Linked DNA regions of Mus musculus: region 1 is linked to region 2. Evidence: chromatin loops called from intact Hi-C (ENCODE). Cell type or tissue: heart. All regions are shown on one strand. Links, peaks and the distances in the headings refer to the core of each region. The heading gives the core; the rest is flanking DNA.

Evidence for each region. Peaks named below come from ENCODE experiments on the same cell type or tissue, not always from the same donor. Only the 100,000 strongest peaks of a DNase experiment are listed, where the experiment ranks them.
Region 1: a loop joins it to region 2, with 2.1 times the contacts of the local background. A loop is called at or near these places in 1 of 42 quality-filtered maps.

What each region holds. Positions count from the first base shown.
Region 1 is chrX:73,928,213-73,941,667 of GRCm38, reverse strand. Renbp (renin binding protein) reads left to right here and starts at 10,818. Exons shown (of 11, transcript NM_023132.3): 1 at 10,818-10,954; 2 at 11,151-11,260; 3 at 11,406-11,481; 4 at 11,588-11,663; 5 at 11,815-11,987; 6 at 12,328-12,552; 7 at 13,308-13,389. The coding sequence starts at 10,925. In heart, for the core only: a CTCF peak has its summit at 10,730 (motif pointing right); a DNase peak (open chromatin) is centred at 10,797; H3K4me3 peaks cover 990 bases; H3K27ac peaks cover 692 bases.
Region 2 is chrX:73,664,057-73,680,090 of GRCm38, reverse strand. Slc6a8 (solute carrier family 6 (neurotransmitter transporter, creatine), member 8) reads right to left here and starts at 6,958. Exons shown (of 13, transcript NM_001142809.1): 1 at 6,041-6,958; 2 at 4,322-4,453; 3 at 3,192-3,441; 4 at 2,638-2,770; 5 at 1,321-1,455; 6 at 1,122-1,225; 7 at 903-1,027; 8 at 294-406; 9 at 35-172. The coding sequence starts at 6,302. It overlaps Gm32261 (predicted gene, 32261), which reads left to right and starts at 5,789. Exons shown (of 3, transcript NR_166888.1): 1 at 5,789-6,062; 2 at 7,277-7,412; 3 at 8,283-9,684. In heart, for the core only: a CTCF peak has its summit at 7,814 (motif pointing left); DNase peaks (open chromatin) are centred at 5,640, 5,730, 6,950 and 7,820; H3K4me3 peaks cover 2,253 bases; H3K27ac peaks cover 1,903 bases; H3K27me3 peaks cover 1,714 bases.

The DNA.
Region 1 (13,455 bases), core at 8,456-13,455, 260 kb before region 2:
ACTGTGTTCTCTCTCCAGCCCCATGTGTTATTTTTCTCACCCATTTTGGTACCGAAAGTTGCCTTCTATGAGCCCAGTGCTGCTGTGCACCTGATACAGGACCAATGCAGTAGGCTTCCTCTGAAAAGCCCTTTTCTTGGTGCTCACATCACTACTGGGCTCTACAGCAGCACTTCTTAGCATGTGGTATCCACTATGTCCTTCCACCCAGACTCTTCCCTGCCCCAGATGGCACCAGCCTGGGACAGCTAAGGAACAACTTGGGGCTGCGAGCATAACCTCACTAGGTGCATAACCTCCAAGGTTTCATGTTGGCATATCATTTTATTGGGTTCTTATAGCTCTACCTCCCTTCTAACCCCCACAACACTAGGTAGGTGTCTTAGGGTTTCTATTCCTGCACAAACATCATGACCAAGAAGCAGTTGGGGAGGAAAGGGTTTATTCAGCTTACACTTCCATACTGCTGTTGATCGCCAAAGGAAGTCAGGACTGGAACTCAAGCAGGAAGGGCAGGAAGCAGGAGCTGATGCAGAAGCCATGGAGGGATGTTCTTTACTGGCTTGCCTCCCCTGGCTTGCTCAGCCTGCTCTCTTATAGAACCAAGACTACCAGCCCAGAAATGGCACCACCCACAAGGGGACCCCACTTGATCACTAATTGAGAAAATGCCTTCCAGCTGAAGGCATTTCCCCAACTGAAGTTCCTTTCTCTGTGATAACTCCAGCCTGTGTCAAGTTGACACAAAACTAGCCAGTACAGTAGGAGAGAAAGGAGGTTAGAGAGGAAATGGGGTATAGACCTCTTTTGGCCAAGAAAATAGACTACTTCCTGTTAATTGGGGTCATTGTGTTTCTTGGGGCAAGTCCAATCTTTGTCAGAATATGCAGCAGTCCAGCAATCCAGAAATAGCAAACACAACAGCAGTGGGAGTAACAGGCCCTCTCGGGCCTCTCCAGAGTCCCCAGAATTAAGCTGTCTGCAGCTGACAAAAATCACACTCCTCTAGAAGGCAAGGCAATCATAGTTAATGGCTGGAGACAAACTGAAGCAGCCCATATACCACACATGGGGTTAAAACACAAATTCTATAATTGGGTTTTTAAACCAAAACTCTCACAACATTTCTCCCCTTTTAGTCCAAAATAAAGCCTTGTCTCTAATAAGCTAAATACAATAAGAACAATTATGAGGACTATCAAATAATTATATTTACAATGTTCAGTCTATATGTATTTGGCAACCTTGGAAAAAGTACTCCGCTATCTTGTCCTGGTGAGTCCAAAGTTCTGAACCTAAATCACTTCCTATTATAACTTGAATTATCAACCTAAAAACATCTTAGATCCTAAATAACTTAAGCTTTTGTTTTTAATCTTTAATAAGGAAAACTTTAAGACTATAACTATCTAGTCTTAAGACTGTCCAGTCTCAGTAATAGGAAAAAGCAAGGCTTAATGTCCTAGCTGAAAGAAGTCCGTGAAGCTGAGCCATCTGAGCTAGCTGTTTTGATGTTGATCTGGATGCAAATTTTTGAGGAGCCGGTGAGGCTGGATCACCCAGGCTACTTACTCTGTTTTCATTGGTGTATGATCTGTTTGCTTTGAAAACACACAAACTTTTTTTTTAATGGTTTTTCAAGACAGGGTTTCTCTGTATAACCCTGGCTGTCCTGGAACTCACTCTGTAGACCAGGCTGGCCTCGAACTCAGAAATCCGTCTGCCTCTGCCCCCCAAGTGCTGGGATTAAAGGCGTGCGCTACCACGCCCGGCCCACACACAAACTTTTAAAGGCAATATTATAGGTACATTTCTGCATTAACATGTATGGAATGCATGGTGCGCATAAACTAGCTAGTGATTTTTCTGCTTAATGTTTGAGCAGGTGAAAGGCATCTATCAATTTTATAAGTCCATTTGAACTGCTATCAAACTGTAATATAAATCTCCATCCATAATATGTTAAAGGATGGCATGTAATATGTCATGAGGACCAGTTAGCCAAAAAGATTCATTGGCTATACAGACATTCATGTCTCAGCTAGCAGGAGGTCTTCCCAAGATACAATCTTTATAACTTTTGATGGTAACCATATATTTTTCATTCCCTATTAAAACATAGAGAAAACTGCCCTTCCTTGCATGCCTAAGTCATCCTTGATTGGATAAAATAAAAAACCTATTAGCAAAGGCAGGAAGTAGAAGGAGTAAGAGTTCCAGTAGAGATAGCACTCTGGGAAAGGCACAGGAGGATTTGCTATAACTTTAATTTTTTCAAAACTTATTTTTAATAATAGTTTATATATGCTTTAATCTCACCTGTAACCCCACCAGAGGTAGTGAAAAAGAAAGGATATGGGGGAAGTGGGCCTGTTTAGAAAGGTTCTTTGGCTCAACTCCTGTCTGTGTTATCTGGAAATCAGTTCACAGGTTAGCGGTGGCAGCTTGATCCACTCGCAAATACTTCACAGATACACCAGCAGTCCAGTTGGGTAGAGTCAGGATAGCAAACACAAATTGGCAATGGTGGCACTAACTTAGCAGAGACAGCCAAGCCTCAACCTAGGCTTGAGTTAGCAGGAGGGACCTGGAGGGACACCAGGAGAAATTCTCAGCTGGGCCTCTCTTAGGTAAGCAAAGATCAGGGAAGACTTGAGACCCACAAACATTATACAGTTAGCTCTATAAGCAAGCCTAGCTCAGCCTCCTTCACTGTCTGGTGAGTCCTAGTCATACCCTCTCTCTATGATATCCTGACAAATGGAGTTCAACTACATAATGTAAGGTGGGCCAATACATGAGTGTTGCTAGCAAAGAATCCATCACATGTCCTTCCACATGCTTGCTTTAGCAGAATATCCTTTCTCCTGTGTCTGCTTCAGCTAAATGTTCCTTCATGAGTCTGCCTTAGCCTTTCACCTGTGTCCACTTCAAGAAAACACTCCTTCACGTGTTTGTACCAGCAAGACCCCATCCAACCATCTTTCCAAAGAACTCTTAAGTTTCCACTTCGATTCATGACCCAGACTTGGAGAAATTCAGACATATGAAACTGAGAAGTAACTACCAGCCATGTAGCAGACAGAATAGTATAAATGGGATAACTGAGTTCCAAGTTAGTTGGGAGCAAGTCCAAAGGCATTCATAAATAAATTGAAACCTCTGTGAACATAGAAAGGTCCCTGTTGCTATCAGGAATCAGCTTTACAGTTACAGGTTGCCTCTGAATCCAGCAAACATCACCCATAGGCAACAGGGACCCACGCATCTATTGTCATGGTAATCACCATGCATTCCTAGCGTCCATTTGATTTACCTCCCATCTTTACCTGTGAGCAGTTACAGCACATCCTAAATAAAAGGCAGACCCTCTTGACCTTTGCTCTCTCTGTTCTTCCTCTTCTACCTTCGACTCCATTGCTCCTTTTGTCCCCTTCCCTACCCCCCACCCCTACCTAACCCCCCTCACCCCCCACAATAAATCTCTCACATGGAACTGCATTGGCCTGGTGTGGTCTGTCCTGACATGAGCTGAAATTCTATCACAACAGCCCCTGCAGTTACAATTACAGAATCAGCTTTTTAGAAACTCAAAGCAGTTGCCCATTGTAACCCCAAATATGTATCAATGCTATGGTGTACATACATTAGTTTTCCAAATTCTGCAAAATGAAACACATCCACCTGCCAGATTTCATTTCTTTCTTTCTTTCATTTTTTTTTTTTTTTTTTTTTAAAGATTTATTTATTACATGTAAGTACACTGTAGCTGTCTTCAGACACACCAGAAGAGGGCGTCAGATCTCGTTACAGATGGTTGTGAGCCACCATGTGGTTGCTGGGATTTGAACTCTGGACCTTCGGAAGAGCAGTCGGGTGCTCTTACCCACTGAGCCATCTCACCAGCCCCCTCTTTCTTTCTTTCTTTCTTTCTTTCTTTCTTTCTTTCTTTCTTTCTTTCTTTCTTTCTTTCTTTCTCTCTCTCTCTCTCTCTCTCTCCCTCCCTCCCTCCCTCCCTCCCTCCCTCCCTCCCTCCCTCCCTCTCTCTCTCTCTCTCTCTCTCTCTTTCTTTCTTTCTTTCTTTCTTTCTTTCTTTCTTTCTTTCTTTCTTTCTTTTTCAAGACAGGGTTTCTCTGTGTAGCCCTGGCTGTCCTGGAACTCACTTTGTAGACCAGGCCTCGAACTCAGAAATCCGTCTGCCTCTGCCTCCCAAGTGCTGGGATCAAAGGCGTGCGCTACCATGCCTGGCTGAAAATATTTTCTTTAAGACTTTACTGTTAACATGATATTTTTCATGAAAATTTGAGGCTTTTAATAGAGTTCCTATTAATAGTTGGTCAATTTCCTTGTTTCCTTGTGCCAATGGACCTGGCAAACCTATATGAGGCTAAATATGAGTGATATGAAATGGATAGTTGTAGAGAGAATATCTTATGTCTGTATGGATGTGGCACCTGTCAATAATAAATCTGATAGCCTATGGTTCAGGCAGGAAATAGGAGGTAGGACATTGAAGAAGCAAAAAGAAATAGTGAGTTAAAGCAGGTGCGGGAAATTCACCCAGGAAGAATGACAAGATGGATACATGGTACCTGAGTACAGGTAACCAGCCATGTAGCAGAATGTGGGTTAAAATAAATGGGTGAGCTTAAGTTATGATTTTAGTCAGAGAAAAGTGTAGTTATAGATTTTGAGTCTGAGTCTTATTTCTGGAAGTATGGAGTTGGAGGAAGAATTAGGACAAACTTCTACAGATAGTTTGTATTTATGATTGCCTGTTACAGTTGCACAAATAACAACATTAATTCTGAATTATCAGGAATAAAGTCAGCAGTTTCTATACGCAAAACAACTCTTTCTGCATATTGAGAATCAGTACTTTTAGATCGCATACAACTCTGATTTTTGAGCTTAAGTATATGGGCTTTGGATCACTTTGCTCATTTTGTCTGACTTATAGCCTGTCATTCCCAACGTCTTTGTATAAGTATAAAATTAGGTGCTTCAGGAATTGGCATCCCCTTTGGAATACATGGGAGAATCCAATTTGTTCTTTTTATAAACTGTGAATGCTTGCTTTTAGGATATTTGTTATTAATTTCTCCCAAATAGTTACTACAAGCTCTTTGCCAATCTTCACTGATTACCCATAATGATATATATAATCTTAGTATTAGCAAGGGGCATTAAGAGTTCAGCTGGAGCTGGGCAGTGGTGGCATACTCCTTTAATCCCAGCACTTGGGAAACAGAGGCAGGCGGATTTCTGAGTTCGAGGCCAGCCTGATCTACACTGAGTTCCAGGACAGCCAGGGCTACACAGAGAAACCCTGTCTCGAAAAAAAAAAAACAAAAAACAAAAAACAAAAAACAAAATAAATAAATAAATAAATAAATTTAATAATCTATCCCATATATTTCATCCTTCTTCAAAATTATGGTCATTTCCAAATTATCCCTTAAAATGACAACCTATCTATAATTTATAAAATAACCATAACCAGACATCCAAAGCCAAGGAATTGGGATGACGACTCTCTATGGCTTCTTGTTGAATAGGGGTGATGAAAAACTTTCAAGGGGGTGGGAGGGGTAGGAAAATTAGAAAAGATGGTTAGATTTTAAAAAGCTGGCTTTAGCATCTGTTATCCAGTATCTGTATGTTTAGGAGGCTCGGGACTTGACTGAGATTTAGACTGGATCTCTCTGAAAGGCTGGATGAACCAAGTCCATCAGGAATCAGCAGTTATTCCTGAAGCTGTGTTGGGAGGCAGGTAGCTGGAACAGTAGGTCCTTTGAGTGTCCCTGCAGATGGATCTTGTCAAAGCTGTAAATTTTGTAATATACAAAAATTTTATATTATTAAGATATTTGTAGGGATTATATAAGGTGCACAGATCAGTTAAGAATGAATTTTTCTTGTTTAAGCAGGTGAAAAACAACTATCCTTTTATGAGTTAATTTGATTAATAACCAATTGTAATAAATCTTCATTCATGTCATGTGAAGTCTGACACAATAAATCTTAAAGATTCCAAAACTGCCAGGCAGTGGTGGCGCACGCCTTTATTCCCAAGGCAGGCAGATTTCTGAGTTCAAGGCCAGCCTGGTCTGTCTACAGACTGAGTTTCAGGACAGTCAGGGCTATACAGAGAAACCCTGTCTCGAAATGCCTCCCCCCCCAAAAAAAAGGATTCTTCAACCAACAAGATTTATTACCTAATTTTAGCTGAGGTTTTGGCTAGAGAAATTTTTATGTCTAAGCCAGTTACAAGACTGTTCCCATGAGAAATCAGCAATTTAAGTTACCTGTCTTGTTTGATTTTCTTGAAATTTTTTTTCTATAGTCAAGATCTTCAGGGGAGTCTTCCCCTGTCATATCTGATCCATATCACTCTGGAAGGGGTCCAAAGCCCTTCCTTCTTTCTTATTAACACAAATACAGAACCTCTCTCCCAAAATACCATGTCCTTGGTCCAGTAACCTGAAATCATCAAAGATATAGACTGACTCAATTTAGTAGCTTGACCTCTCTCCCAGAGGATTTCTAATATCATAACCATCAAACTTTATAACCACATGCATTTTGATAATTAAAGCAATTAAAGCAATCTAAAAATCAGGTGAGACAGTGTTTCTTATCTCCTGCCCTGTTCTTAGACTAGATCAAGGCCATCTGTCTGAGATAAGGTTATTCTTCCTATCTCCTGCTCTCGACCTACAATTTAAGATCAAAAGCCTTTTTTTTCCCCCAAGACAGGGTTTCTCTGAGTAGCCCTGGCTGTTCTGGAACTCACTTTGTAGACCAGGCTGACCTTGAACTCAGAAATCCGCCTGCCTCTGCCTCCCAAGTGCTGGAATTAAAGGTGTGCGCCACCACGCCCCGCTTTTTATTGTTTTGGGTTTTTGTTTGTTTGTTTGGTAGTCTGAACCGTTTTTTATCTTTTCCAGAACTACCCACTTCTCAAGCATTTCAACCTGTACTCTCCAGTTTCACGGCCATCTCTGCAATTCTTTCAAATGAGAGACTAGAGTGACCCTTCTGGTTTTCCTATTTCATACATTTTTGTTGTTGTTTTTCAGACCCCTCCATATCCATTCACAACTTTTCCTATTATTCAGCCAGTCTCCCAAACTTTTTTGAAACGGAAAACATGAAGAAGACAAAGAAATAGAAAACCCCCTGTGGGAACAAAGTGGGAGAGAACCCAGCCGCCGCCGCTGTAGTAAACCTTTTGCTGACATTCTGAAACAGTATATTAATCCCTTCATACCCTGATGTGTCCTCTACAGCATGAGAAACTGCGTTTCCCATAATCCCTACATCTGGGCACCACTTGTTGGCATATATATTTTGATTGAATTCCTATATCTCTACTTTCTTTCCAACCCAACACTAGGTAGGAGAGAAAGGTTAGAGGGGAAAGGAAGCAACCTCTTTCAGCCAACAAAATAGACTACTTCCTGCTCATTAGGGTCATCCTGTTTCATGGGGCAAGTCCAGTCTTTGTCATCAGAATATTCAGCAGCCCAGCACAACAGCCATCCAGCAATAGCAAATCCAACAGCAGGGATGGGGGGCAGGACCCTCAGCAGGAAGGAGGAACAGTAGCCACAGCAGGCCTTCTTGGATATTGAATTTTTTTTAATTAGGTATTTTCTTCATTTACAGGGGATCTTGAATTTATACTCTCTCCAGAGTCCCCAAAATTAAACTATCTGCAGCTGGCAAAAATCATGCGCCCCCACCCCCATCAAGAGCATAAGACAATCATAGTTGATGCTGTGGATGAAATGAAATAGCCCTATATCCCACACCTGGGATAAAACACAAACATTCATATAACATAACTGGATTTTTAAATAAACCAAAACTTACTACAGTTTGTTTTTTGAAGGTATCCTGTCAGTAAAGAGAGCAAAGGAAAGTTCCACTAACCTATGTAGCTGGTCTTTGCTACATTGTGGGCTCTTTTTTCCTCACCCTTTATCCTCCAGTTTATCCCCCTAACACTAAATAGGAGAGGAACAAGGATAGAGATGAGAGGAATTAGGAAAATCCCTGAATGTAATTTCTTTTTGTTTCTTCTTTGACCACTGCTACTAACAAACTGCAACCAATCTCCATAAATGACCAACATTCACCAACCTTACCTCTCGGGGGTCCTTGTATTTATATATATATATATATATATATATATATATATATATGTATATGTATATTTTCTGAAAAGTTCCTAGAATTCCAAACATCCACAATCACAGAAATTATCTGCAGCTGGCAGAGCCATGCCTCTGTGGCAGCATGGGGCAAAATCATGGTGAGCTGCTACAAACAAGTCTACAGCAGCCCCATATCCCTATACCTGGGATTAAAACAAAAGCACATTCTTATAATAGTCATGTGGTTTTAAAGTAAATTCCAGAATTCTCACTAAAAGCTTGCCACAGGCCCAGGAAGAGGAGCAATACACTGTCCTTCAGATAGGAGGTTTGAGAACAATGTCCAGGGATAGGAGGACATGGGTCAGCAGAGGTAAGTTGTCCTGTGCAGATTTGCTAAGACATGTGGACATTTAGCCTGGGAGAAATGCAAGGGTTCTTTTTCCCACCCTACTCCTGTAGCTGTTACCTATGGAGCTACCCTTCTTCCCTGTGCTCACCTTCTCATCCCACTCTGGAAGGCAGGCAATATAGAGGGCTAGAAGGATGGGCAAGTAAAGAGTATACTGCTCTTGCAAAGGACCAGAGTTCAGTCCTCAAGCTTCTTCATTGAGCAGCTCCAGGAGGATTCAATGCCTCTGGCCTCCATGGACAACCCACCCACACAGACACATGCGTACATGCATATAATTAATATAATTAAAAATATTTTAAAGGAATATATCAGAAGTGCTTTGGTGCAGCTTGAAGCTGGATGTGATGCAACACACTTGTAGTCCCAGCCCTGAGAGGTGAACGCAAAGGAGCAGGAGTTCAAAACCATTCTTGGTTAATAGAGTTCAAGGTATCCTGTGATACATGAGACCCTATTGCAAACAAACTAGCAAACTGAGCTCCTGGGGAGAAAGGCATCATAGCTTTGCATCACCCTATTCCCATGAGACTCAGGGCCAGGGAACCACCCATTCTATCATACCAATGCTCTTAACTTGGCTGAGCTTGAAAGGGATGATATGTGTGTAAGAGAAGCTGGGAGACAATGAAGATGGATAAATACAGCTTAAATAACAGCATGCAAGCTTTCCTGGATACAGAGCCAAGGTCCCTGGGCATGACCTAGGCTAAGGGTAAAGATGAACAGAGCAGCTTCAGCAGATACTTAACAGACACTGAGATCAGGCTTATTCCTAAACACCATAAAGATGAAGTGTTTCAGGATGAAAGAGCCATTCTACAACCTGCAGAGCCACCCAGTAGCCATAACCTGGAAAGTAGCAGTCATTGCGAAATGAGTCAACACACAGCTGGGAAGGGGCAGGTAGCACAAGAACATAACCATATCTAGAAACTGAATTCTTTTTACTGACCAACTCCCAAAGCAGCATTGATGAGTCAGGAAGTCTAGTTACTTTACACTCCTGGGTTGCAGTCCATCATTAAGAACATGTTCAAGGAACTGGAGTGATGACTCAGCAGTTAAGTGCACTGTCTGTTCTTCCAGAGGCCCCAGGTTCCATTTCCAGAACCCACGTGGAGACTCACAACCAGCTGTAAGTCCAGGTCCAGAGGATCCAATACCCTCTTTTGGCCTCTAAGGATACTGCATGCATGTGGTGCACAGACATACATAGAGGCAAAAGCAAAAGCAAACAAAAAATAAACCACCACCACCAACAACAACAACAAAACACTGAAACATAAAATAAAATGACAAAAGAAAATGCAGGCAGTGGTGGCTCACGCCTTTAATCCCAGCACTTGGGAGGCAGAGGCAGGCAGATTTCTGAGTTCGAGGCCAGCCTGGTCCCCAGAGTGAGTTCCAGGACAGCCAGGGCTACACAGAGAAACCCTGTCTCGAAAAAACAAACAAACAAATAAAAAAAGACAAAAGAAGGGCTGGTGAGATGGCTCAGTGGGTAAGAGCACCAGACTGCTCTTCTGAAGGTCCGAAGTTCAAATCCCAGCAACCACATGGTGGCTCACAACCATCCGTAATGAGATCTGACGCCCTCTTCTGGAGTGTCTGAAGACAGCTACAGTGTACTTACATATAATAAATAATAAATAAATCTTAAAAAATGTTTTAAAAAAAAGACAAAAGAAAATCAGAACAAGTACCTCTGGCATTCTGGTTGAAATTCTCACTCCACAGAATTCTGCTGAGCAATGAGGGTGCCCAGTGGGTAGCAAGAATGGGGAACAGATTAACCAGCCTGTCACAGAGCCAACCTATACTGTGTACCTAGGAGGAAGGGCCAGAGAGCTGGAGGATGCCCACTCTACTCTGCATGGTTATCACCTGTTTTTCCAGAATCATCCTTGGGGGTGAAGTATCCAGCAACTGGCAACCAGGGCTAATGGTTGTAAATTACTGGACTCAGACAGCTGAAGCTAAAGGAAAGGGCTTGCCGACAATATGGGGTCACAGGGTCTCAGGATTCAGTCATTCCAGGGGCACCCTAACTTCACAATCTGTTGAGATCACCAGCCTCAGCTGCCAGGCCCAGATTCAGTCTCCTACCTACTCCCTCCTCATAAGGCCAGACTTCCTCACCCAGTTCCCACCAGGGGGATCTAGAGCTTGACTGCTCAGTCCAGGCCTAGAAGAGCAGAAGGCGGGGTTTGAAACCCCGCCCTTCGTCCCGCCCCCAACTCGGGGCCCTTCGGAACTCTGAAGAGGATCAGGTGGGTGGGACACTGCTCGGTCAGCTGAGTGATAGTCACGGGATCGCGACCAAGTCTGAATTCCTGGAGGAAAGCAGATGATGGACCTAGGACTCCTAATGTTACAGGTATGTGGTAGTGGATGGTTCCAACTAATGGTGGGGTCAGAAGCCCATTGAAGAGGTGGGAGTACTGTATCCTTGGCTCGAGGCCCTGTGGTGGTGGGGTGGAATCAAGTAGCTCTGGGGCCTACTCGAGTTGGTTCAGGAAGTCCCTGTGAAGGAAGAGCTGTGCTTCCCTGCTCTGCCCTGATTCACTTCACAGGACATGGAGAAGGAACGGGAGACACTGCAGGTCTGGAAGAAGCGTGTGGAACAAGAGCTTGATCGTGTGATCGCTTTCTGGATGGAGCATTCCCATGACCAGGAACACGGGTTAGCTATCCTGCCATGATCCTCCTAGGGCCCCCCTCCCCCTATCTCACTTGGAGGTGACACACAGATCTACTGACCTGAGGAGAGTAGTGAAGCTATGGAGAACGGCTCTTTCCTTCACTTTCTGACAACACTTGTCTCACAGGGGCTTCTTCACATGTCTTGGCCGTGATGGGAAGGTATATGATCACCTCAAATATGTTTGGCTGCAGGGGAGGCAGGTCAGTTTGCACACTTAAGGTGTTCACACAACAATAGGGTATACCCAGGGATACTTAGGATTCCCTCCACCCCAGCTACTCCTCTCTAAACTGTGTTCCCTCACAGGTATGGATGTATTGTCGCTTATACCGCAGTTTTGAGCGCTTCCGCCGTGTTGAGCTTCTGGATGCAGCAAGAGCAGGTCCCCTCTCCTAGCCCTATCTCCCCAGGGGCTTCAGTGGGTTATGTATTCAATGTATCTAAAGGGCTCTAGAAGAGGAAAGGGACTGGCAGGTTCCAAGAGGCAGTATATTCAGAGTCCTTACCTACCATGCATACTTTCCAACCACCAGGTGGTGAATTTTTGCTGCGTTATGCCCGGGTGGCACCACCTGGCAAGAAATGTGCTTTTGTGCTGACTCGGGATGGCCGGCCAGTGAAGGTGCAGCGGACCATTTTCAGCGAGTGCTTCTACACCATGGCCATGAATGAACTGTGGAAAGTAACGGGGGAAGTGCGTTATCAGGTATGTAGGAGCCTGTAGGGGATCACAGGCTGTTGGACATGAGTGTACTCTAATGACAGGCCTGGGAACCTGCCACAAGACCCATTTACTCGTTTCCTACCATTTTGTGACCACATGTTTCCTCAGCGCTCTCTAACCCTAACCCTAAAGGGACCCTGGGCAAACAGTGCCCTGTGTCCAGGTAGAAAAGGTTTTCGCTTTCTTCACTGGGCCCTTCTGCCTGAGAGTGACCTGAATCCCAGAGTCCCCGAAAATAGTATTGGGAGAAGAAGCTGAGCCCTGAGTCCTTGGGGGAAGAAGTATGTGCTGGGACAGGGCAGCCTCTCTGGTCTCCTCACAGAGTGAAGCCATAGAGATGATGGATCAGATCATCCACTGGGTACGGGAGGACCCGGCTGGGTTGGGCCGGCCTCAGCTCTCAGGGGCACTGGCCACAGAGCCCATGGCAGTGCCCATGATGCTGCTCAGCCTGGTGGAGCAGCTTGGAGAAGAAGATGAGGAGCTGACCAACATGTATGCAGAACTAGGGGACTGGTGTGTCCACAGGATTCTTCAGCATGTCCAGGTAGGCACAACCCAGGGTCCTCAGGAAGGTGGAGCCCAGCTTGCTGAGGGCGGAAATGGGTGTGTCCTAAGACAGAAGAGGCCAGAGCAACAGACACATTCTGAGCTATGGAAAGGAGGTCTTGATCTATGTTCTTCCCTTTGATGCCTCTGTGGCATCAAACTCAGTCTTGCCTGTCTCCTCATTCAGGGTTTTACCCTCTTCACTTGAGAGACCCAGACCTAAGCAAGAAGGATCAGAACCTACTGGGTTCATGGGAGACAATCAGCCATTCCAAAAATGTTCTGGAGCAGGGCGTGGTACACATATCTGTAATTCCAGAACTCTGGAGGTGGAAACAGGAGAATTTAGAGTTCAAGGTCAGCCTTGCTTGTATAGTTTGAGACCAGCCTGGGCTACCAAGACTATGTCAAAACATACAACCAAAAATGCCCCTTTAGACCTATTGAGTAGGTATATGGCTGGTACCAAGGGCAGAGGAAGGGATTTTCGAAGTTAGATCTTTCTTCTTCTTCTTTTTTTTTTTTTTTTTTTTTTTTTTTGGTTTTTTTGAGACAGGGTTTCTCTGTGTAGCCCTGGCTGTCCTGGAACTCACTCTGTAGGCCAGGCTGGCCTCAAACTCAGAAATCCACCTGCCTCTGCCTCCCGAGTGCTGGGATCAAAGGCGTGCGCCACCCCGCCCGGCTCCAAAGTTAGATCTTTCTGATTGGGTGACCTGAACTGGAAACATTTGTCTCTTGTCCTTTTCCTGGCAGAGGGATGGACAAGTTGTACTGGAGAATGTATCAGAGGATGGAAAAGAGCTTCCTGGTTGCCTTGGAAGACATCAGAACCCAGGTGAAGGCATGTGCTATGCCTGTTAGGAAAAAAAAAAAAACCTCATCATTGAGTTTGGGGTATAAT
Region 2 (16,034 bases), core at 5,444-10,443:
GAAACTGACAGTAACCCACCTTACCCCCACTCACATCAGTCACCATGGAGAGATCGATGACAAAGCAGAGGGCGCAGCAGAGAGCAACGGAGATCTCCCTTTGGAAACGGAAGTAGTAGGAGGCCGGGAGGAGATCCAGGAGCCCGGTAATGAAGCCCTCCACACCTACAAACTGTGGCCAGGGTACCTCAGGCCCAGGTCCCCCATGTCCCCATGCACCTCTTGCCCAATGTGCCAAGTCCCCTGACCACCACCATCCCCTACCCCATTCCTGCCCTAGAGCTCCTGCAAACCTGGCTGTCCAGACCGAGCAGCAGCAGCATGAAGAAGAACAAGGCAGCCCAGAGTGGGGCCACAGGCATCAGTGTGACAGCCCGTGGGTAGGCAATGAAGGCTAGACCAGGCCCTGAGTGGAAAGATGCAGGGTGAGACTGGCCCTCAGCACCATCCTGAATATCCTAATGCTCAAGTCCTCCCTGTCCCCCAGATAATAAAATAATAAAAATCTGAGGACTGTTTGTGCCTTAGCATGGCTAAACCCACTGAGGTCCTATAGGCATCTCACATCAGAGTTCTGAAAGGCTGTGGTCCTTGGCAGCCCCACCCTGCATTAGCAGGATTCCTGACTCACTACCCTCCCTGGGCTCCAGCAGCCATGACAGTTGCTGGTTGTCCTGGGGTGACACAACAGAGCTGAAGGAGCATCTCCTTTATTCCTATCTGTAGCACCCAACAAACAGGATACACGCTGCAGTTCTGGGAGTGGATGACAGGGGGTCCCCAGCTCCAGAGAATTGTTTGTCTCAGCTGCAGAGAGCTAGCTAAACTCATGTGTCACACACACACACACCCTACAACAGAGTAGTTCTGCTCTGGAGGTTGGCCAAGGTCAAGCAGCTCACCTGATTCTGCCACCTTGGAGATATGCACACCCTGCTCTGTGGCCATGAAGCCCAGGATGGAGAAGACCACAAAGCCAGCAAAGAAGCTGGTCCCGCTGTTGATGAGTGCCAGGATGATGGCATCCCTGAGGGTGGAGGGACAGAATATTCTGGTTTAAGCAGTTCCACTGCTCCAGGGCAGGGCAAGACAGGGCAAGCAGAGCAGGGGCGGGTTCCTACTTGTAGCAGTTGTTGTTGAAGCGATTGTAGCTGCCTAGGGCTGTGAGGGCCCCCAGGCCTATGGCATAAGAGAAGAAAATCTGGGTCCCAGCATCTATCCATACCTGGAAGGGATGGGTCAAGAGAAGAGTCACAAGGGACCCTGTTCAACAACAGGCAGCATCTCCCAACCCTGTTGCCACAAACTACCTTTCCTCACCTGAGGGGACCCTAGCTTTGACCAGTCAGGCTTGAGATAGTAGATGATACCATCCAGGGCTCCAGGCAGCAGCACCCCTCGCACCAGCAGCACAACGAGGACCACGTAGGGGAATGTAGCAGTGAAGTACACGATCTGGGGGGCCAGGGTGCTCAGAGAGGCTCTGGATCCCTGATCCCCCTTAAGATGCCTCCTGCCTAAGCTTGGTGGCTGGTTCCCAGCGCTACTGTGAGCTCATAACGTGGGCAACAGTCATATCCCCAAATTGCAGTCATGCTCAGAATTTGATTAGGAAAGCCAGTAGCACTGATTCTATTCCTGAGTGAGGGACTACCCCCAGGGAAGCTAGGAGCCAGGCTGGACCCCATGCAGCCTCATAGCAGGCTCTAGTTAGCTATAAAAGGAGGGAAGAAACAGGGCCATAGCATTCCAAGGTGAGGGTCCCTAGGTGTATCTAACATCTAATGAAGGAAAGTTTGTTCCTATGGGGCATGCCTATATGGGGGTTGGAAGATATGGGGAGTATGGACACAGAAAACCCATGGCAATGTTACAATGAATTATAATAAGCACATATCCCTCAGAGCCCTGTGGTCCCAAACTCCAGATCATTCTTGGTAGGCTGCTGGGCTCCTTAGCAGTTAGGGACTCTAGCTGGGCAAGAGAAAGACAGAGTTGGGTTTGCAGCTTGGTGTTATTGCTAAAGAAAGAGGGAAGGAGGAAGGGAGGGAGGGAAGGAAGGAGGGAGGGAAGGAGGGAGGGAGGGAAACACTCAGCATTTAAGGACCCTGCTGTGAAGGAACCTTGATGCACTGGAGTTTGATCCTCCAGGGACCTGACCGTGTCACCTGGTTTAGCAATTTTAATGTGTTGGTTCATCTGTCTCTATAACCTGAGGAAACCTCTGAAGGAGTCTTCCTTGGGGGCCTGAGGATCACAGAGTTGAGAGTCCCCACAGGTCACGTTCACCCAGAGTGACAAAATTAACTTAAGCATCTAGCAAAGAGTAGGAAGAAACAGAAGGCGAGGCAGTAGAAGAGGAGGAAATGGAAAGGGCCAGGATGGGCAGTAGACACAGGGAAGGGTAGTTACTGTCTGGACCTTTCACTCTCAGTGGCTGAAGGTTATTGTTCCTGGAGGTGAAGATTGAAGAAGATGCCCACCAACAAGTGAGAGCAAAAGGTGTGAGTTTAGGAACCTGTCCTCTCTGTAGGTTTGAGCCTCAGTCTAGTCACCTCCTATTGTCATTGTGTCCCTTGCAGACAAGTACACCTCCCAGGTAATGTTGCCCCCACCCTACAATGCCCCCACTTGTACCTTTCCTGTTGACTTGACCCCCTTCCACACACAGAAGTAGACCAGCACCCAGCAGGCCAGCAGGCACAAGGTCACCTCCCAGTTGAGGGCTCCTGGAACCTCCAGCCCCGTGGAGAGCCTCAATACTTTGTTCCTAGGGTAGAGAAGAAAGGAAGGCACCTGAGGGTCATGTCAGCAAAGGGCACAGTGACTGGGATTTGCTTTGGAGTTGGCAGGTCCTCCCTTATCACAGCCCTAGGTCCAGGCCCTACCATCAGGTGTCTGGAGGACTACCCTGGGGTCATCATATTTACCCCAACCTTCTACAAATATGCAGTTTCAGCTCTGTAATGAGGTCAACATGAGAAGACAATAGCAAATGTCATGTTGCTATAGGAGCAATGTCTATTCAAGCCCCAAGACCAGCCTAGGCACTCCTGGAGGATGGGGACAGACAAAACCCAGGAGTGGTTGGTTGTTTTGCATCCTTGGCCATGTGCACCCAGGGCTTGACCACATATGGAAAGACCAAGGGATGAGAGAGGATGGGCTTGGCCCACAGGCACCTGACTCACTCCCAGAACTCGATGACAGGGGACCGGCGGTCAGCAAGCTGGTCACATGTGAGGTTGGCCAGGCTGGCATTGGCACAGTCTTCATGGCGGAAGATCTCCACACAGTCAGGAGTGTTCCAGGTGTGGCCACATGTAGCCCATGGCAAAGTGGTAGTAAAGGACTTGACCAGGTAATAGAAGCCCCAGGCCAGCACCATGATGTAGTAAGTGTTGCAGTAGAAGACAATCACCATGGAGGCATAGCCCAGACCTGAAGATGAATGAGTACTTTTACTCCTTCTGGGCTCCTCTGTGGCCATTTTCCTACCACCCACATTATCTCCCCTTCCAGAGTTGGCATTGATCCCTGATGAGTTCCTGACAGCAAGTTCCCTATATGCCTCCATCCCTCCCTCCATCTTCTCCCTCTTTTCATCCTGCCAGAGGCTTCTCCAAGCTTTTAAAGCCCTATTGTGTGTCCCAACTCTAGGCTACCTTTCCTGTCTGTCTGTCTCTGGCTAAGATTTGCCATGTTCTTCCACTATCTCTGTGCTTTAGCTCCTCCACCAAGCCCAGAGCTAAAGATAGCTCTTTCCTACCTATATAGTTACTACATCCTGTTGATTGTCTAGCTTCAAATGCTTGCTCCTTCCCAGGTTCCAGTACCACGATGCAGTCACAGAAGGCAAGTCTCCACCCCATGTTACCCAGTAGCCTCTATTATACATAAGCTGAGAGAGCTTTCTAGCAACCCGAGGAAGTGTGGAAAATACTCATCCCGTCAGAGGACAACCTTGGCAAATTGCTTCACCCCTTTGTGTCCAGCTTCTTCAAGGACAGTAGTAGGACCTCTGAGGTGAGTCAAGTGTGTCCAACAGGTCCTGTCCCTACGCTGTTTCTGTTCCATTCTTTCCCTTCGAAGCAAGCCTGTCCCCTAGTTCCTGACTCTTCAAATTAATTGTGTGATCTAGTATCCTGCAGACTCTCTCCTAAGCTCATGGGGGGGGGGGTAATTACCTACCCCCCAAGTCTAGTGCTCATTGAAGAAATCAAAAGACTTCTTCAAGTGGGTCACAGCCATACTGTGTTCCCTGGCCCTCATCCCAATAATTGAAAAATGGAGAATTGAGAGTTGGCCCATGGCGGCTCACCTTTGAATAGGGGACAGATGTTCCAGACATTGATGCTGCCGGCCTTCATGAACTGGCCCAATGAGATTTCCAGGAAGAAAATGGGGATTCCTCCAACCAGGGCAATCAGGACATAGGGAATAAGGAACACACCTGGAGGAGGAAGTGTGGAGTGGGCTCAGGATGCTTCCAAATCACCTCCTGCAGCAGGAGGGGACTTAACCCAAACCCATCAGCCAAGCTGTCTAGGCCTCACACCAGCCCAGACTCCAGAAGTCCTAGAAGGCCCAGACAGAGCCCCAGCTTCAGCTTGCACCCCAGTCCCGTGACTTCCCACTGAGTGAATCAGCACAAGGGTGGCCACTGACTCAGAGGCTCAACGTGAACAATCCCAGCAGATGAGCTCTAGGTCTGTTGAGAGGAGGCACAGCAGCAGTGTCTAGCCAGTGTTCCCTATACCATGGGGAGCCCTTGGCTCACTGAGTTCTGAGCCTATAGACACCTAGGGTGACATAGCAGGTATTGAAAACACACAGACTTATGCATACAGGCCATCTCTTGTGCCACACTTCTTTTTGGCAGGCAGCAGAACAGGAAAGAATGGCCAAGGTTTGTTCATATGTGCCAGGCTGGGTGCTCAGGCTTGGGGGCTTGTCAAACGGCAGTGAGCCCAACTACCCTGTACTTTGTAATCATGAGAGTCCCAGGAGGAAGCTGGGTAGGTGGCAATTCTCTGCTTATGGGGGTATTGGTGTAGGACAAAGAGAGACAAATCAAGGAAAGGGGCTGAGGCAGTATTCCAGCAATTATGTGGAGTGGTAGGAAGAGGGGAGAGCTGAGCAGCTGCAGCTCTGACCTATTCCTCTTTACTGCTCTCTAGGACCCTATCTGCACAGGATCAGCTTTCTCTGCTACTCAGTGACAGAGTTAATTGCAGTTTACTGGGCTCCTGCTCCCAGCATCCTTCTGTGTGTGACCTTGGACAGAGGCCTCCACTCTGGGACTCAGTTTCTCACCCATCACCCAGCTGCTTCAGTTCTCCAGAAATCCAGTGCTGCTTTGTAGTCCCAGGACAGACAAGCACCCACTACTGTTGCTAAGCTGGGCTTAGGCAACTGAGCATGGGATGTGCATGAAGCCTGTCTAGTGGCGGCGCCAGGCGGGCCAGGCCGCAGACATCCCAAGCCTGGCTCAAGCACCCAGTGTTCCAAGCCTGGGCCAGAGGGGAGGGGAGAGGAGAAAAGGGAGAAGAGGGAGGGTAGAGGAGAGTGTGGGGGAGGGACAGAGTGGCCCATTGTGTGTGTGTACGTATTCCTATGTGTACACGTGGGGGGGTCCACACAATGTGTCACTTGTGTGCCTGACCCATGAGGGCAACTAGGGCTCCTCACCTCCTAGAGCCCCCTCCATTGGGGGGCAGGGCTTCCCTTCCCACCTCAGTGGCCAATCACTCCCAGTTTGGACTGGAAGTCTGAGAGGCAGCCCCTCAGTTCATCTGGAAGCTACCCTTGATTGCCTCTCTTCCACACTGCCAGGCACATGACCGGTGAGGGGGGTGGAGGCCGCTGTGCTGGGTCACAGAACGCTTGGTTGGTGAGGGGGCACCATGGCCTCCACCCGCTTTGGGCGGGCCTCCCTACCCTCTGGACTTTGCCCCACTGCTCTGGTGGGCCTGTGGCAGGCTGGGGTTGGAATTGGTCCCTGATGAAAAGCCAGGATGCTCAGGGGCAAGGCACTCACCTCCGCCGTTCTTGTAGCACAGGTAGGGGAAGCGCCACACGTTACCGAGGCCCACGGCGAAGCCCACGCACGACATGATGAAGTCCATCTGGCGTGTCCAAGTCTCTCGCGGTGGCACTGCAAGGCGGCCGCCAGGCGCCCCCAGGCCCGCAGGGCCATCGCCCTTGGCTGGGGCACCGTCGGGCCCGGACACGATGAGAGGACCCTTCTTCTCGTCACCAGACACGCTATAGATACCGTTTTCAGCGCTCTTTTTCGCCATGGCCCCAGCGGGGCCGTGAGGCCGGGCCGGGGGTCGCGGCGCCTCGAGGGTGGCGGGCGGGCGAGGGGGCTCCGGTGGCACCTGGAGAGAGGGCCCCGAAAGCGCGGGCCCGCCCGGGGGCCTCGGGGGCGGCCGGGCCGGGGGACGGGGCGACGGGTGGGCGGGAGGGGTGCGGGACGGCGGGGGCGGCGCAGTCAGAAGCAGTCCACGAAGCACTTGAAAGTGAGCCTGAAGAATCTCATGTGTGTCGGGGGCCCGGGAGCGCGCGGGCGGCGGTGGAGCCTGGCCGGGCGGCGGCGGCTCCCGAGACTCCTGCCCGCGGCTCGGGCGGCGGTGGCGGCTGCAGCGAGGACTGCTCGCCCTGCCGGAGGCTCACCCTAGCGCGTCGCGGGTGGCATCGGAAGCCCACTGTCTGCAAGCGGCGGCCGGAGCAAGGGGCCTGAGGCCCGCGGCCCCGGCCCAGCCCCAAGTGGCTGTCCTGTTCGCTTGCGGCTCTCCTGGCGCTGGCGGCTCCGGTGGTCCCGGGTACGACTAGCCCCCTCCTTCCCGGCGGCGGCGGCTACAGCCGCTCTCCGGGCCGCGGCGGACTCAAAGACTCGCCTTGGCACTCCAACTGTCCCTCTCTTTCCCGACGCGACCCGCTGCTGCTTAAGAACCAACTCCCGGTGATGTCACTGTCGCCCCACCCCCACGACCCGACCGCTCCCCCCCTCCCCCTCCATCCCGCCCTCCCTGTCACTCCGCCTACCTCCTCCTCTAGAGGAGACGCTGCTCCAGTTGGGAGCAGGATGGCTGCTACCTGGGGCGCTGGCCAGCACTTTCTTTTCGTGGGCCGAACCTCCATTCGTTCCAGGATCACCTGGCTCAGGTCGGGTCAAAGTCCCCTCAGGTTTTTCTGAACCACCAGGAAAACGGAGTCTCTAGTTGACCTCCAGACATCCTTAGTCCTTCTCCCTTCTCTCCACTCTTTCTAGCCTGGAATCTCGTTTCCCGGTGGACCATCCTTCACCAAGGTTGTCCTGCCTGCCTAATGTTTCCTCTTCACTTCCCAATTAGGACCTAGGGAGAGTTGGATATCCAGGTGCAAAGTTTCTTGGTCCCTGCACCAAAGTAAGTGCCCTGTGCGATTGCCTTCTGAAGGACTGTCCCTGCGCTGGCCTGGAGTGTGTGTGTGTGTGTGGGGGGGGGGGGGGAATCGTCCTCCAAGAGTTCTGTGGAACTTTGCCAGAAGTACTGAGCTGTCTCAAGACATTTAGGCCTCCTCAAAGATACAGCCTGGAGGCTGAGGATCATGGTATCAGCTTTGTGTGTGATCAATTTCTGTTTGTCTCCAGAGTGGGCAAAGGGTAGCTTGCTTGGTCGAAGATCAGAGTTACAATTTGTCACCAAGGTACAGAAGGGGACTCCATGATAACTCACCTTTTGTCCACCTTTTGCCTGATGTGGGGGTGGGTAGGGCTTGTGATCTATAGATACTGGGGTAAGAATAGGGTGAGGCTGCCCCCTGGTGCCTGGTAGATGTACAGACCCTCCCTCTAAGCTCAGTAACCTGCCTGCTCAGGGACTTCTAGGCCTCTTCATCAGCAGAGCAGCTTCTTGGGAATTTTCCAAGGCCAACACTAGCCTGGGGTGGACTAGAAAGGTGAGGCGTGCCCATTTCAATCCCAAATTCCTTGATCTGATCAGACACCAAAGTCCCCAGATGGCTCATCCCATCAAGCTAAGCCCGCAGCCATCCGGCAGCTTTAGAAAGAAAAGCAGTTCCAGCCAGAGCCAGATTGAGCCTGATAGGTGAGGGAAGGAGGGGCAGCATCTCCACCCAGGCTATCAGGAAGATCTCTCTCTCTCTCTCTCTCTCTCTCTCTCTCTCTCTCTCTCTCTCTCGTGTGTGTGTGTGTGTGTGTGTATGTGTGTGTGTGTGTGTGTGTGTGTATTTGCTTGCTCATCACAAAACCCTAACTTGAGCCATGTTTGTTCCAGCATGGAACCAAAGTCCTCCTGGAGAAACAAAGGCCATAGAAGAGTTACTCATAGTTACTCATAGCACATATATCCTGGAAGATCTGGAGCCATCCAAGGAACAAGGAGAGGGGTCATTTAAGAGAAGAAAAAAGAGGATCCCAAGGAATGAGCACAAAGGACTCCATTGCAGTATAAAGATCTGCAAAGGAAAAGGAGCTGCTACAACAGTTATCTGGATGAGGTTGGGCAGAGTCCAGTCAATAGCAGGAAAATCAGGCTGTAGAAGTGGGAACTGGATATGGGTTCTATTGGGAATTTAAGATCCTGCTTGTCAGTGCCAGGAGTGGTGGCGCACGCATTTAAGCCCAGCACTCGGGAGGCAGAGGCAGGCAGATTTCTGAGTTTGAGGCCAGCCTGGTCTACAGAGTGAGTTCCAGGACAGCCAAGGCTACACAGAGAAACCCTGTCTTGAAAAAGCAAAAAAGCAAAAAAAAAAAAAAAAAAAGATCCTGCTTGTCCAGGGAGCTGGACTGGGAAACAAAGGACGTAGTAGGCTGAGAAACATGTGGGTGAGCTGATGGCACTTTGAGGAGATGGTCACTGCTGTGTGTGGGGAGGTTTGGAGTTCAAGAAGTCAAGACTGAGTGTAAGAGTGAGGGCATCCCTCCATCCTGGGCCTGTGATGAGCATCTGGGTGAAGAGGCCTGCGCCAACCCCAGGTACAGGAACATAAGGAAGTAGTATCATCTCCACGTAGGCACGAAGAGGTACTTTAAGGTATCAGTCACCCACACTTAGGCACCTGGGACTGCCACTGCTTTTCTGGGCTCAGAAGGTAGCCAGGGTGGAGGCAACTGGGAAACAGAAATCAAAGGTCATTAAGGATAACCAATGTGACCTTGAGGATTCCTGGGCCTTTACATCTCAGGGGCATAAGTTTGACAGGTCTCAAGACCTGATTCCATGGGATCCCACTTACCTCTTGTCTGGTAATGATACCACCTTCCAGCTCTCCCCCCCCTCCTCCCCAGTCTGTGGGTTACCCTAGATTCCCTGCAGCCAGTCTTTCCTGCAGCAGTTTTCTTACCTACCTCATCTTCTTAGGGCCTGAACCTCTCCATACTCTAATGACTAGCCCCAGGCTTAGGTCGCATGTTATGGTTTGTATATGCTCTGTCAAGAGAGTGGCACTATTACAAGGTGTGGCCTTATAGGAGTAGGTGTGTCACTGTGGGCATGGGCTTTAAGAGCCTCATCCTGGAAGTCAGTCTTCCACTAACAACCTTCAGATGAAGATGTAGAACTCTCAGCTTCTCCTGCACCATGTCTGCCTGGATGCTGCCTTGCTTCTGCCTTGATGATAATGGATTGAACCTCTGAACCTGTAAGCCAGTCCCAATTAAATGTTGTCCTTATAAGAGTTGCCTTGGTGATGGTATCTGTTCACAGCAGTAAAATCCTAACTAAGACATTGCACTTGCCCATCGACATCCTGCATTCATGTTGATTCTATTTCTTTACTGACTTTCAGTTGATGGTCAGGAGGCTAAAGAAGGAAGTACTGTAAACAACTGCCCTAATAGCTACCCATGAGCCATTTCCCAAGAAGCTAAAAAACAAAGTCAAACAGCCTCTGTGCCTATGGTGTGTGCTCCAACCCAGATAACTGTGGAAGTGTGTGCACTGATGGGGACAGTTTGTGTGTCTAGGGACAGTTCCTAGGAGATGTGGAACACTAGGGGGAACAAAGGCATTGGACTTTCCGATGCCGGGCAGGCTCTCTCCAGGGCGTGCTCCTGCTGGGGTGTCAGAGAAAGTGTAGTTGCTAGGAAGGAGCATGCTGGGACTCCCCAGGATCCCAGCTGATAGCTATTGGCTCTTCCCAACTAGCACTCATGAAGGCATTAAACTGTGCTGAGAACATCCATCTAGGAGTTGGGGTGGAAGCTGAGAACAGGCTGGGGTGAAGGCAGCAAGCTGGGAGAGTGCTGCCAAAGGTGATGGAGGATGGCAAGCAAGACTAAGGTTGGACCCAGTGTCTGCCCAGACCTGAGGTAGTCATGGATTAGGAAAAGGCTGGATGGAGGTCATCACCCTCTACAATGATTCTGTTAGAAGCTAGGCAACTAAAGGCATGGCTGGAACACCTCCTCTTCTGGGGGTTCAGCATAATAAGCTTTAGAATTAGAATGAGCTGGGAACAAAGGGAAAGCTGGGCAGGGCTTTGTACTTTCAACTCCTGAGCCAGCAGGTAAGGGGAACAAATAGGGTGGAGTCAAGATTCATGGAGCTGGGGTGCAGTAGCAGAAGCCTGGGGACAGCTGAAAGGCAGAAGTCCTCTTCCCAGCACAGACTACACCCACACAGACAATCTGAAAGGATTAATGTTTTATGTTTTCATATAAACTTTTTATATTAGACTGCATTTTATTATTGAAGACTTAGTTTCCCTTTTGGGGGGAGTACATGGTGGGATAGTGGCTGGCCTTGAACTTAGATAGAACTTCCTGAGTACTGAGATTACAGGTGAGAGTCACCACATTCAGGCTTAGAGAAAAAAATTTCCAGTGTTTTGAGACAAGATCTTAGTCCAGGCTATCTTAAACCCAGTATATAGCCAAGGGTGACTTTGTTCTTTTGATATTACTGTCTTCATCTCTAGAATGCTAGGATTCCAGATGCAGGTATTATATTCAGATTAAGCCCTTTTTAGATTTGCAGAAAAATGGCTGAGATAGTAGTAAGCATTCCAATATCCCTTCTCCCATATCACGAAAACACTTTATTTTTTTTTATTGGATATTTTCTTTATTTACATTTCAAATGCTTTCCCCTTTCCAAGACTCCCCTTTGGAAACCCCCTAAGCCATCCCCCCTCCCTCTGCCTCTATGAGGGTGCTCCCCCATCCACCCACCCACTCCTGTCTTCCTGCCCTGGCATTCCCCTACACTGGACATTGAACACCCTCAGGACCAAGGGTTTCTCCTCCCAACTGATGTCCAACAAGGCCATCCTCTGCCACATATGTGGCCAGTGCCATGGGTCCCTCCATGTGTACCCTATGTTTGGTGGTCCAATCCCCAGGAGCTCTGGGGTAGGTGGTCTGGCCTGTTGACACTGTTGCTCCCTCCATGGGGCTGCAACCCCCTCAGCTCCTTTAGTCCCATCTCCAACTCCTCCATCGGGGACCCCTGAGCTCAGTCCAATGGTTGGTTGTGAGCTTCTGCCTCTGTATGTCAAGCATAGCAGAGTTTCTCAGGACAGCCATATCAGGCTTCCATCAGCAAGCATTTCCAGACATCCACAATAGCATCCCAGAGATGCAGGGATGGTTTAATGTACAGAAATCCATCAACACAATCCACTATGTAAACAAACTCAAAAGAAAAAAAAACACATGATCATCTCATTAGATGCTAAAAAAGCATTTGACAAAATTCAACATCCCTTCACGTTAAAAGTCTTAGAAAGATCAGGAATTCAAGGCCCATACCTAAACATAGTAAAAGCAGTATACAGCAAACCAGTAGCCAACATCAAACTAAATGGAGAGAAACTTGAAGCAATCCCACTAAAATCAGGGACTAGACAAGGCTGCCCACTTTCTCCCTACCTATTCAATATAGTACTTGAATTCCTAACCAGAGTAATTAGACAACAAAAAGAGAACAAAGGGATACAAATTGGAAAGGAAGAAGTCAAAATATCACAAAAACGCTTATGGTACACTTAGTCCAATTAGTGAGTCAATAGAGGTCCGCTATCAAGTATAGTTCAGTTTATTTAGCTTTCTGCAGCATTTCTCTAAAGTTTCTTTGTTGTCCCAAGATCCCATCCAGGATACAACATTGACTTTGTCTATCATGATCACTGTGACTACGAGGAGTGCTTTGTTTGATGACTCTGACATTTCTGAGGAAAGCTGATGAAGGTAGAATACTAGCTAGGCCTTAGGTGTTTGTAGGAGCATGCTCATCCGTCCTTTGGGGTATCAGTACTCATAGCACCATTGGCCAGTGTTGACAATGGCTAACTCATGGAGATGTGTCATTAAAAGGACCCCTTCTCTTTCCACACTGCACTCTTTACAAGGAAAGTATCATGTCCTTCTCCGTGGGGCAATGTCAGTCACTTGCCATGTAGTGAGGCAGAACACCATGGCAAGGGAGCATGGCAATCCCATTTTGGCCAGAAAGCCACAAGAAGAGGTCCCCAACATTGTCTTCAAAGATACAGCTCAGAGACCTTACTTCCTGTCACTAAACCCTACCTTCTAAGGGTTCCACCCCTGTCCAGAGAATTATAGGCTAGGACCAAGTGTTTAATCCATAGCATTTGATAGACAGTTAACACAAACTTTTACGGACAGGAGCCGCTCTGGTGATTATGTCGCATTCTTCCTCACAGCACTTTTATTTATTCTCTGATATTTATTTATTAGTTAATAAATGATTTATTACAGTCTATTGTTGTTGGTTCTGTTTTGATATAGGGCCTTCCTGTGTAGCTTTGGCTGTCCTAGAACTTACTATATAAACCAGGCTGGCCTCAAAGTCACAGAGATCTTCCTATCTTTGCCTCCCCAGCACTGTTATTAAAGGTGTGTGCCGCCGGGCGTGGTGGTGCACACCTTTAATCCCAGCACCCAGGCAGAGGCAGGCGGATTTCTGAGTTCAAGGCCAGCCTGGTCTACAAAGTGAGTTCCAGGACAGCCAGAGCTATAAAGAGAAACCCTGTCTCGAAAAACAAAAACAAACAAACAAACAAAAAACCAAAAAAAAAAAAAAAAAAACCAAAAAACCTGTATGTTTAAAAAAAAAAAAGGTGTGTGCCACCACATCTGGCTCTCACTTGTTATTTTGAAACAGGGTCTTAACTATACAGCCCTAGCGAATCTGGAACTTGACATGTAGACCAGGTTGGTCTCAAGCTTCAATCTTTGAATGCTTCCTCTGTTTTTCTTTTTTCTCTTTTTCAGTCTGGAATCCCAGTCTATGGAATGTTCATGCTTTGAAATATTAATTAACCTAATCTAGATAATATCTCATAAGCATGCCCAGAGGCTTGTTTTTTTCCCAGTGGTTCTAGATCATGTCAAGTTGACAACCAATGTTAATTATCATGATCCCTTTTAAGTTTTATTATTTTTATATGTATGGGTGCTATGTCTGTGCACCTCTTGTGTGATTGAGGCCAGAAGAGGATATCTAATCCTCTGGAACTGGAGTTACAGATAGTTGTGAGCCAACATAGGGCCATTAAAAAAAGCTTCTTGGCTCTGTAGGGGGAAAGCCATGGGTTGATGCATGCTAGGCATGTGCTATACCACTTATCTTTTTTCCCAACCTACTTCTGTATCATGCACTTGTGTGCATGTACATGCCTGTTTGAGTACTTGCTTTCTGGCTGTATGCCCAGCTTATGCATTTCCTGTTGTGGATTTTGAATGAGCCATTTCTCCAAGGAGTCATTCATTGGAAATGCTCATTGCTATGGAGTGGTGTTTCTGGGCCTTCTCAGTAGACAGAGCAAGGAGACTTGCAAAAGTCATTACTCTGTACACTATATAAATAGACATGCATTAGTGTCTGCATTAAGCAGGAATTCAAAGTGATGTCTCTGACTTTAATCCATTGCCATGTGGACCAACCTAGCCTTGTCTCTTTGTTTCTCTAACTGCATTATATAGATCTAGTGGTCTTAGAATTGTTTTTTGTTTGTTTGTTTGTTTGTTTGTTTTGTTTTGTTTTCTTTGAGACAGGGTTTCTCTGTATAGCCCTAGCTGTCCTGGAACTCACTCTGTAGACCAGGCTAGCCTTGAACTCAGAAATTCTCCTGCCTCTGCTTCCCAAGTGCTGTGATTAAAGGTGTACGCCACCACTGCCCAGTGGTTTAGAATTGTGTTAACTCATACTCTCCCACTGCACCTCATCTGCCTTTAGTATTTTTAAAGACTATGTAAATCAGGCTAGTCTCAAACTCTTAAAAGATCTGCTTGCTTCTGTTTCCTGAGTGTCTGAATTAAAGATGAGCATGTGCCACCATACCCATCTGCTTTTAGGGTTTTTTTAATGTGTACTTACAAGTTTGTGTGTGTGTGTGTGTGCGCGCACGCACGCACGCACGCACGCGCACAGAGGCCAAAAATCAATCCCACCTTATTTATTTACAGTTCTTAAATACATTCATTCATTCATTCATTCATTATTTATTTATTTATTTATTTATTGTGTGTCTGTGTATGCCATGTCAAACATATGGACGGGATAGAACCATTGGTTCTCTCTCTTCCATGTGGGGATGAAAGTCAGGCCATTGGACTTGGTATCAAGCACCAGCCAAACCATCTTGCTGGCCCTCCACTTTATTTTATTTATTTATTTATTTTGAGGCAAATTTTCTCACTGAACTTGTGCCTACTTTATGGTCACCAAGTCCCACAGATCTTCCTGTCTTTGCCTTCCCAGAACTGAGATTACAGACATGCACTGACTTTTTGTTTGTTTGGTTTGGTTTGGTTTGGTTTTGTTTTTTGAGACAGGGTTTCTCTGTGTAGTCCTGGCTGTCCTGGAACTCACTCTGTAGACCAGGCTGGCCTCGAACTCAGAAATCTGCCTGCCTCTGCCTCCCGAGTGCTGGGATTAAAGGCGCACACCACCACGCCCGGCCTGCACTTAGTCTTATGCATCTGTTCTTGTGTACAGTGACATAAATCAATCCTTTCCTCTGCTTCAGATATGTATATACATGTGTGGCACAGTTAAGCTCTTTTTGTTACAATCTGCACTTTATACTGTGACCCCTCTACCTCCTAGAAGATCATCAGGGCTTGTATACACTGCAGTTCCATCTTCCACTGTCAAGACATTTCTGCTGAATGTCAACCCTCTACCATGACATCACCAGACAGAATGGTTTTGCTGCTTTCAAAATCCCCTTTGCTTTCCCTAGTAAAACACTGTTCTTTCTCACTCCCTGATGACTTCTGATTTGTTTCTTGTCTCAATAGTTTTTGCCCTTTCTGACATGTTCTACAAATGGAGCCTATTGTATGTAGTTTGTTTATTTCACCTATCAGTATGTTATTTGCCTATTTGTGGGTGGGGGCAAGGTATTCTAGGCTGACATCAAACTTGCTGTGTACCTGAGGATTACCTTGAACTACAGTCTTCTTGCCTCTATTTCCTCATTCTGTGTGATACCATGCCTGGCTCAGCAAAACATTTTGAAGACTTATTAGTTCCTCTGTGTCGTTGTATTGTTCTTTCCTTCTTCCTCACTGACAAGTTTTCCTTTGAGCTACTAAGGCCTATCCTGCTTTCTTCCAGTCTTCACTAATTATGAATAAAGCTGCTGGGTTTTATGTGGACATAAGATTTCACATATGTGTCATAAACACCAAGGACTATTATCACTGGGTCATATGGTAAAAGCAAGTTTAGCTTCATTAGAAATTGTCAAGCTCATGTCTCTGGCTGCATATGTATGAGAATATGGCCCAGTCGGCCATCATTGGGAAGAGAGACCCCTTGGTCTTGCAAACTTTATATGCCTCAGTACATGGGAAAGCCAGGGCCAAGAAGTGGAAGTGGGTAGGTAGGGGAGTGAGAGGGGGTCTGGGGGACTTTTGGGATAGCATTGGAAATGTAAATGAAGAAAATACCTAATTAAAAAAAAAAGAAATTGTCAAGCCTCTTCCAGGCAGTGGTGGCACATGCCTTTAATCCCATCACTCTGAAGGCAAAGGTAGAAGGGTCGCTTGAGTCCAA